2 separate regions of the Homo sapiens genome follow, and region 1 is linked to region 2. A link is an interaction called in ENCODE POLR2A ChIA-PET data of the cell type or tissue named here. Cell type or tissue: Panc1. All regions are shown on one strand. Links, peaks and the distances in the headings refer to the core of each region. The heading gives the core; the rest is flanking DNA.

Region 1 (4,403 bases), core at 80-4,079, 120 kb before region 2:
TGCTTGAGCATGGGAGGAGGAGGTTGCATTGAGCCGAGATTGTGCCACTGCACTCCAGCCTGGGGAACAGAGCAAGATGCCGTCTCAAAAAAAAAAAAAAAAAAAAAGAAATAACATAATCTATTAAGAGGATTCCAGCATAGAAAAAAGTTAAATTATTTTACATTTATCTCATGTGATTTTAAAAATACTTTTACTGGGAAAATTTTAAATACAAAGTAAAACAAACCCCTCCCTTCCACACACAAATACTCAACAACCAGCTTAAAAAATTATCCACGATTCTATCATTTTTCTGGTAATATTTGTTGATTACTTATTAAGTGTCTAACAACTTCCCAAGTCTGCTTTACCTCATTCAAGAATCCAAAAAATCAAGAAAGCTAGGTCAGAGGCAGAATAACTATGAAACTTAATTGAAGGGGTACCTTCCAAAAAAGGAACCACAGAAATATCTCTTCACATTTATATATTTTTGTTAAATTTCCAATTTTTTTTTTTTGGAGACAGAGTCTTGCTCTGTCGCCCAGGCTGGAGGGCAGTGGCGCAATCTCGGCTCACTGCAACTTCCACCTCCCAGGTTCAAGTGATTCTCCTGCTTCAGCCTCCTAAGTAGATGGATGGGACTACAGGCACATGCCGCCACGCCCGGCTAATTTTTTGTATTTTAGTAGAGATGGGATTTCACCATGTTGCCCAGGCTGGTCTCAAACTCCTGAGCTCAGGCAATCCGCCCACCTCGGCCTCCCAAAGTGCTAAGATTACAGGTGTGAGCCACCATGCTCGGCCACAAAAATATTTTTACCATAGTCAGTTAAGACTACCATCTGTTTCCATTTCAGCTGCACCTTCTGTGTACTTTCCCTTCCTGTTGTAACCATATAGTGGCAGTAGACATTTCTGAGCTCTTGTTAAGGAGTGACTGGGATATATTTGTGTACTTTGAAATTTCTTCCATGTATAGTTAAACTATTGCTGGCCATCTCAGTTGGGAAGTCTTCTAGGAATACTTTGAATGGTCAATTCAAACAATATTTAAGAGCAGTCACTCCACAGAAAATTGAAATGCTCTGAAATCTTGTAGTTCAGATGTGACTCTTAATAGGAGTTTCCCCACGTGATAATAATCCTAAAAATTATATTGATTAGTCACAGTTGAGAATTGGAAAGAAACCTATGTAAACTGTCAAAAATAAAAAAGCAAATTTCCATCAACTATGCTAGAGGATACTGTCAATTACCCTTCTATACCTCTACAGAAAAGGATATTACAGAATTGTCAAATGGAGACAATCAATGCATATAAAACCAAAAGAAAACTAGGGACCAGGCAGTAATCTGGCTCATGCCTGTTATCCTGGAACTTTTGGAGGCCAAGGTCAGTGTATTGCTTGAGCTCAGGAGTTTGAGACCAGCCTGGGCAACATGGTGAAAACCTGTCTCTATAAAAACACAAAAATTAGCCCAACGTGGTGGCACGTGCCTATGGTTCTAGCTACTCAGGAGACTGAGGTGGAAGGATCTCTTGAGCCCAGGTGGTGGAGGTTGCAGTAAGCCAAGATCGCACCATTGCACTTTAGCCTGGGCAACGGAGTGAGACCCTGTCTAAAAAAAAAAAAAAGAAAACCTAGGAAAAAATAATTAAAAATAATTATAGAGCTATAATTAATAAAAAGATCATGTCTTTTTCACCTCTATGTTTTGTGATATTGTTAACTTTTAAATATTGCGAAGATTGTAATTATTTATTTTCTTAATCTAAATAAATATTTCAAATAATTTCTAATGGTATATTCACAATTTTATGGGATTATTTTTCTTAGTGTGCCAAATTCAATAATCAACAGGCCCCATAAAACCTGAAACTAGGCTGAATGTGGGGGCTCACACCTGTAATCCCGGCATTTTGGGAGGCTGAGGCAGGATGAGCACTTGAGCCTAGGAGTTTGAGAGCAGCCTGGGCAACAGAAGACCCCGTCTCTACAAATAATTTAAAAATTAGCTGAGCATGATGGCATGTGCCTGTAGTCCCAGCTACTTGGGAGACTGAGGCAGGAGGACTGCCCAAGTCTGGAAGTTCAATGCTGCAGTGAGCCATGACTGTGCCACTGCACTCCCACCTGGGCAACAGAGTAAGACCCTGTCTCAATAGATAAATAAATAAATAAATAACTAGAACCGTTCAAGATGCAATTATTATCCTTGTTGAAAGATAGGTAAATTAATACTCAGAGATATCAATCAACTCTCCCAGGCCATCTTGATATTAAAAGGTGGAACATGGCCGGGCGCGGTGGCTCATGCCTGTAATCCCAGCACTTTGGGAGGCCGAGGTGGGCAGATCACGAGGTCAGGAGATTGAGACCAGCCTGGCCAACATGGTGAAACTCCATCTCTACTAAAAATAAAAAAATTAGCTGGGCATGGTGGCACGTGCCTGTAATCCCAGCTACTCAGGAGGCTGAGGCAGGAGAATCGCTTGAACCAGGAAGTTGGAGGTTGCAGTGAGCCAAGATCGCGCCATTGTACTACAGCCTGGTGACAGAGCGAAGACTCTGTTTCAAAAAAAAAAAAAAGGCGGAACATAATTTAAAATCACATATTTCAGGCCAGATGCAGTGGTTCATGCCTGTAATCCCAGCACTTTGGGAGGCCAAAGCAGGAGGATCACTTGAGGCCAGGGGTTCAAGACCAGCCTGGGCAACGTGGCAAGAGCCAGTTTCTATAATAAAAATAAATAAATAAATAAATAAATCACATTTTCAGTTCCCATTCAATAACAATTTTGGTTATCTGTTCATAATTTTGGTTAATTGTGACCCTGGCAATTGACTAAACCTCTTGAAATGTCAGTTTTATTACCTACAAAACAAAGAGACCCTATTAGATCATCTTTAAATTGCCCTTTCATAACCAGGCCAGTGGCAGCTACCTTGACCTCAGCAACAGACGGAGGGCACAGACTCATTATAACCTTAAACTATCCTGAACAAAGTGGGGAGCCAGTAAAAGCTTTTCAGTAGAGAAGAAATATGTTAGACTTCATAGACCAGCTAACCAACCACCCATTCCCAATTCTTTCTCCCTTGCCTACTTCTAATACAGAAGCTATGAAAGGTAAAAGCTCACATCCCAACATTCCCTTGCAGTGAGTATGGCCATGCTGACACAGTTCTGGCCAGTGAAATATAAGTCTGCTTGGAAAAGCTTCTGGCAAAGCTTTTGACTTTCTGACGAATACACAGGGCTTGATCCAGGTCTTGCCATGTTGTCTTAAATCGAGCATCCCTAAAACTGTGCCAGGCATCCGGCAATTATGAGGGAAAGACCAAAACCACCCCAGATAACACAACAATGACACTATTGAGCTACTCAAGCAAAGACTGTAGCCATCTCTAGATTTGCTATACAAGATTATAAATCTGTTTAAGTGATTTGACTTTCTTGTTGTCTGAATGTCTTCCTAATAAAAGTTATCTAAAAATAAATGTAAACTTTAGAATAGTCAATCCTTAGTATGAAGGATATATTAGTATTAACAAGGGGCAAGAATGAAGGCAGAGAGACTTGTTAGAAAGTTATTATATTACTCTAAGCAAGAAAAATAATGACTTGAACCAAAATAACTACAGTAGGAGAGGTGAAAGAGACAGGGCAAGGTGGATGAAGAAAAGGTTTCAAATATCTTCTACCTTTCTAGTTTGAGCATCAAGGGAAATGGTTGGGCCATTTTTCAAAACAGATATGATGAGAGATGAATAAATTCAGCTTTGGACCTATTCAGTTTAAAATGCCTACGGAACAACAATGTGAAACTGATGAAAAAGACAGTTGACTATGGATCCTGAAGTCAACAGTAAGGTCTAGATTGATGAAACTTGGTTTTGAGAGTAACTATCATATAGGGTAGTGCCGTCTAATACAACTATACTGCAAGCCACATATGTAATTCTATTTTTTTTTTTTTTTCAGACAGAGTCTCGCTCTCGCCCAGGCTGGAGTGCAGTGGCACGATCTCGGCTCACTGTAAGCTCTGCCTCCCGGGTTCACGCCATTCTCCTGCCTCAGCCTCCCGAGTAGCTGGGACTACAGGCACCCACCACCACACCAGCTAATTTTTCGTATTTTTAGTAGAGACGGGGTTTCACCGTGTTAGCCAGGATGGTCTCAATCTCCTGACCTTGTGATCCGCCCACCTCGGCCTCCCAAAGTGCTGGGATTACAGGCATGAGCCAGTGCGCCTGGCCCACATATGTAATTCTGAAATAGAAATACAATGATTATTTTATTTAACCCAATATATCCAAAATAATATTTATCAATTTATAACATATTATCAATTTATAACATATTATCAATATAGTTATTAAGTGTGATAATTTGCATGTTAAGTCTTTAAAATC
Region 2 (4,403 bases), core at 242-4,241:
GCACCATTGCACTGCAGCCTGGGTGACAGAGTGAGACCCTGTCTTAAAATGAATAAATAAATATTTGTAAAGAAACACCATACTTACATGACTCATTCACGAAGACAGACTATATTCTGGGTCAGAATACAAGTCACAATTAATTTAAAGGATTGAAATAATACAGATTATATAGGAATCAGTAATATCTCCAAGAAAATCTCAAATATTTATAAATTAAATAACATTCTTCTAAATAATTCATGTATCAATAAGGAAACCATAAAGGAAATTTAAAAATATTTTAAACTAAATGATAATGAAAACACAGTATCTCAAAATTGTGGGGTGCAGCCAAAGCAGTGCTCAGAGGGAAACATATAGCTTTAACTGCTTATCTTAGAAAAGAAGGAAAGTCTAAAATCAATTAACAAAGCTTCAACCTTGAGAAGTTGGAGAGGGTGTTGGGGGGAAAAGCAAACTAAACACAAAATAAGTAGAAAGAAGGACATAATAAAGGTAAGAGCAAACATGGATATAATTGAGAAGAGAAAACCAAATTAGACTCTTAGATGAACAAAGTTTATAAACTTGTAGCTAGACTGATCAAATCACTGGTATGACAAATGAAAGAGAGGGTATAACTATGGAACCCACAGACATTAGAAGGGTAAGAAAACTGGTTGCAGTGGCTCATGCCTCTAATCTCAGCATTTTGGGAGGCTGACGGGGGAGGATCACTTGAGCCCAGGAGTTCAAGACCAGTCTTGGCAACACAATGAGATCCCAACTCTCCAAAAAGAGAAAAAAAAGAAAAAAAAAAGCCAGGCACGGTGGCTTGCGCCTGCAGTCCCAGCTACTCCAGAGGCTGAGGTGGGAGGATCTCTTGAGCCCAGGAGGTCAAGGTTGTAGTGAGCTGTGATTGCGCCACTGCACTCCGCCCTGGGTGACAGCAAGACCCTGTCTCAAAATAAAGTAAATAAAAAGAAAAAAAAAAGGATAAGAGAATATACTGTACAACTTGATGCCCACAGAAGTGACAAATTAGATTAAATGGATTTTTTTTGAAAAATATAATATTAACATTGCTACAAAAATGTAAAACTAAGATGGCTTATTATTATGAAATTACTTTGTGGATTCCTAAAAGAGTCTTGTGGTCCAGAGGTTTATGGACCACATTTTGAGAATTGCTGCTTTAGATGGGTGCAATTTATTTTATGTACCTTGTATCTCAGTGAAGTTGGTTAAGAAATATATATGTACATATTTTTATATATATCCATAAAAATATATTGCATAAAAATGTGTGTGTGTATATATGTATATATGTGTGTGTGTGTGTGTGTGTGTGTGTGTGTGTGTGTGTGTGTGTATGGGGGTAATGTGGAATTTATTTTACTTTAAGAAGTTTCTGTCATTTTGAGTGTATAAAACATTACCTGACAGTATATTTAAGACTATGACATTTTTGATAGTATGATTGAAACTTTTTTTTATTCCACTTCTGCTAGACTTATTTATATAAAATTTTTTTTTTTGAGACGGAGTCTTGCTCTGTCACGCAGGCTGGAGTGCAGTGGCACGATCTCGGCTCACTGCAACCTCCACCTCCCTGGTTCAAGCGATTCTCCTGCCTGAGCCTCCTGAGTAGGTGGGATTACAGGTGCCCGCCACCACACCTGGCTAATTTTTTGTAGTTTTAGTAGAGACAGGGTTTCATCATGTTGGCCAGGCTGGTCTTGAACTCCTGACCTCAAGTGATCCAGCCGCCTCGGCCTCCCAAAGTGCTGGGATTACAGGCGTGAGCCACCACGCCCGGCTGCTTATTTATATAATTTTTATTGGAAGAGTAATCTATAGACATCTATAAAAATAAAATAAATATAAAAAAGAAATAAAAAAATGCAAAAACAGTGAAAATGGTTTGACCAACTTAAAAGGACAGCAGAAAATTTAGAAGGAAAGCCTAGATATAAGGGGAACTTTCTAATCTTTATGTAAGTAATTTTTCTTATCGATTTATGTTTATCTGTAGCTCTTTATTTATCTATCCCCCCATCTGTTCATTCACGTATCCATCCATTCATCCAACCATCCTTCCTCCTTGTGCATATTGTATCATGCCTTAGAACTACTCTCATACCAAGATCTTGAATTCTGCCATGTCCTTCTCTGATCATACCTGCTTCTGTCTCTGGACCTTATTGTGAGCTCTTAATGAGTTTCCTTCTTACCTTCGTCAGGACCAAAATCTTCTTTGGGGGTCAGTCTGTCATTACCTTCTTATTTAATGTCACTTGGCAGTCTGCTCACTATAGACCCTTGGACCAACAGTTTTGAGAAACTTTGTTATTCTCACTTCACTCATGCAATTAATTAGTCCTTCTGCCACAGTGACTTTGCCAACTCTCAGACTTGGTGACTGCTTTTCTGTTCTTGTGCCTGGGAGGCATATCCTTATTGGACAACTTCACAAAACTCAACCATTTGATTCATTATGCTGTCTAGCAGTCATCACTGCCCCTTTGTAGTGTATCAATTAGCTGCTTCTTTGTAACCATTTAAAACTTAGTAACTTAGACATTAATCATTTATCTCACAATTCCGTGGGTTGGTGATCTGGGCTGTGCCCAGTTGGGCACTTGGTCTGGTCTGAGTCAGGCTTGGCTCATCACAGCTGGAAGTCACCCAGGTATCTTTGATGAGCTCTGGCTGACTCATGGTTTTCCTCTGCATGGTCTCTCCTCTTCCAGTAAGCCAACTCAGGCTGGTTCACATGTGGTTAGGTTTGGGTTCCAAAAGCAGCAAGAGTGGAAGTGCATGAGGCCTCTTGAAGTCTGGAATCTGGGCTTGTACAGTGCCTCTGCTGACACATTGTTTTGGCCAAAGCAAGTCACAGTGGGTAGAGAAGAGTCCTGATAGGAGGAGTTACATAGTATTGTGGCCATTTTTGCAATCTACCGTAGGTAATCTTTTGATTTATTTTTGGTTTGCTACTGTCTGCTATCCCTAAAGTACTCATGGTAAGCTTTTTCTGTTTTTTTCCCTGGACAGTCTTTTCCAATTTCTTGGCTTTCATATGTATGGAAATTACTTCTACCAGACGTTTTTAGGCCCAACTTAGTTTTTCAAAAATTTCAGACTGGGTGCTGTGGCTCATACTTGTAATCCCAGTGCTTTGGGAGGCTGAGACGGGAGGGTTGCTTGAGGACAGGAGTTCAAGACCAGTCTGGGCAACATAGTGAAACAAAAAATAAAAAAATTAGCTGGGCATGATGGTATGCACCTGTTGTCCCAGTTACTCAGGAAGCTGAGATAAGGAGGATCACTTGAGCCCAGGAGTTTGAGGCTGCAGTGAGCTATGATCATGCCACTGCATTCCAGCATAGGCAACAGAGCAAGAATCTATCTCAAAAAAATTTTTTTTTAAACATATATATATATATATATATATAGAGAGAGAGAGAGAGAGAGAGAGAGAAAGAGAGAGAGAGGTGTAATTTCTAGTTTTAGAATATTTTTCGTCATCCCCAAAAGATTTCTCATGCCTGTTTGCAGTCAATCTCTGTTCCAATCCCTAACCCCATGCTGCTTTCAGTATCTATAGATAGTGCCTCTCCTGGACATTGCATATAAGTAGAATCATATAATATGTAGTCTTTCACATCTGGCTTCTTTCATGTAGCTTAAGGTTTTTGAGATTTGTCCATGTTGTAGTATGTATCAGTAGTTTGTTCATTTTTATTGCTGAATAGTATTTCATTCTGTGAATATACCATACTTGATTTATCCATTTACCATTGATGGACATTGGCGCTTCTCCCTAATGATTAGCTATTACAAATAGCACCGCTGTGAATATGTGCTTAAAACCATTGTGTGGACATATATTTTCATTTCTCTTGGGCAGATACCTAGGAGTAAAATTGCTAGGTTGTATGGTAAGTTTAATTTTTAAAGAAATTCTCCAGTTGTTTTTTTAAATGGCTGTACAATTTAATATTCTCATCAGCAGTGTATGTGGGGTCCAGTATCTTGACATCCTTGGCAATACTTGTTACTGTCTTTTTTACTATAGCTATTCTATTGGATATGTAGTGATAGCTCCGAGGTTTGATTTGCATTTCCCTAAAGACTAATGATGTTGAGCATCTTTTCACATGCTTTTTAGCTATTCATATATCTTCTCTGGTGAAGTGTTCAAATCTTTTGTCCATTGTAAAATTGATTTTTTTTTCTTATTGAATTTTAAGAGTTCTTTATACATTCTGGATACAAATTCTTTAATAGATACATAGTTTGCCTATTTTTATGGTCTGTGGTTTCTCTTTTCATTTACTTAATGGTGTCTTTTTAAGTGCAAAGTTAAAAAATTTTAATAAGTCCAATTTATCAATTATTTTTCTTTATGGATTATACTT

What was found. Peaks named below come from ENCODE experiments on the same cell type or tissue, not always from the same donor. Only the 100,000 strongest peaks of a DNase experiment are listed, where the experiment ranks them.
Region 1: POLR2A ChIA-PET joins it to region 2 with 6 read pairs; 2 of 35 experiments call an interaction of 5 or more read pairs at or near these places.

What each region holds. Positions count from the first base shown.
Region 1 is chr6:57,059,155-57,063,557 of GRCh38, reverse strand. It overlaps a transcript of KIAA1586 not described here. Among named protein-coding and RNA genes, the nearest start is that of KIAA1586, 15 kb to the right of the region's middle. In Panc1, for the core only: no CTCF peak of the experiment used is centred there; no DNase peak of the experiment used is centred there.
Region 2 is chr6:56,937,143-56,941,545 of GRCh38, reverse strand. All of the region lies in intron 2 of DST (dystonin), which reads left to right. Among named protein-coding and RNA genes, the nearest start is that of DST, 15 kb to the left of the region's middle. RefSeq lists an enhancer at 1,948-3,147. In Panc1, for the core only: no CTCF peak of the experiment used is centred there; a DNase peak (open chromatin) is centred at 2,705; H3K4me3 peaks cover 605 bases; H3K27ac peaks cover 590 bases.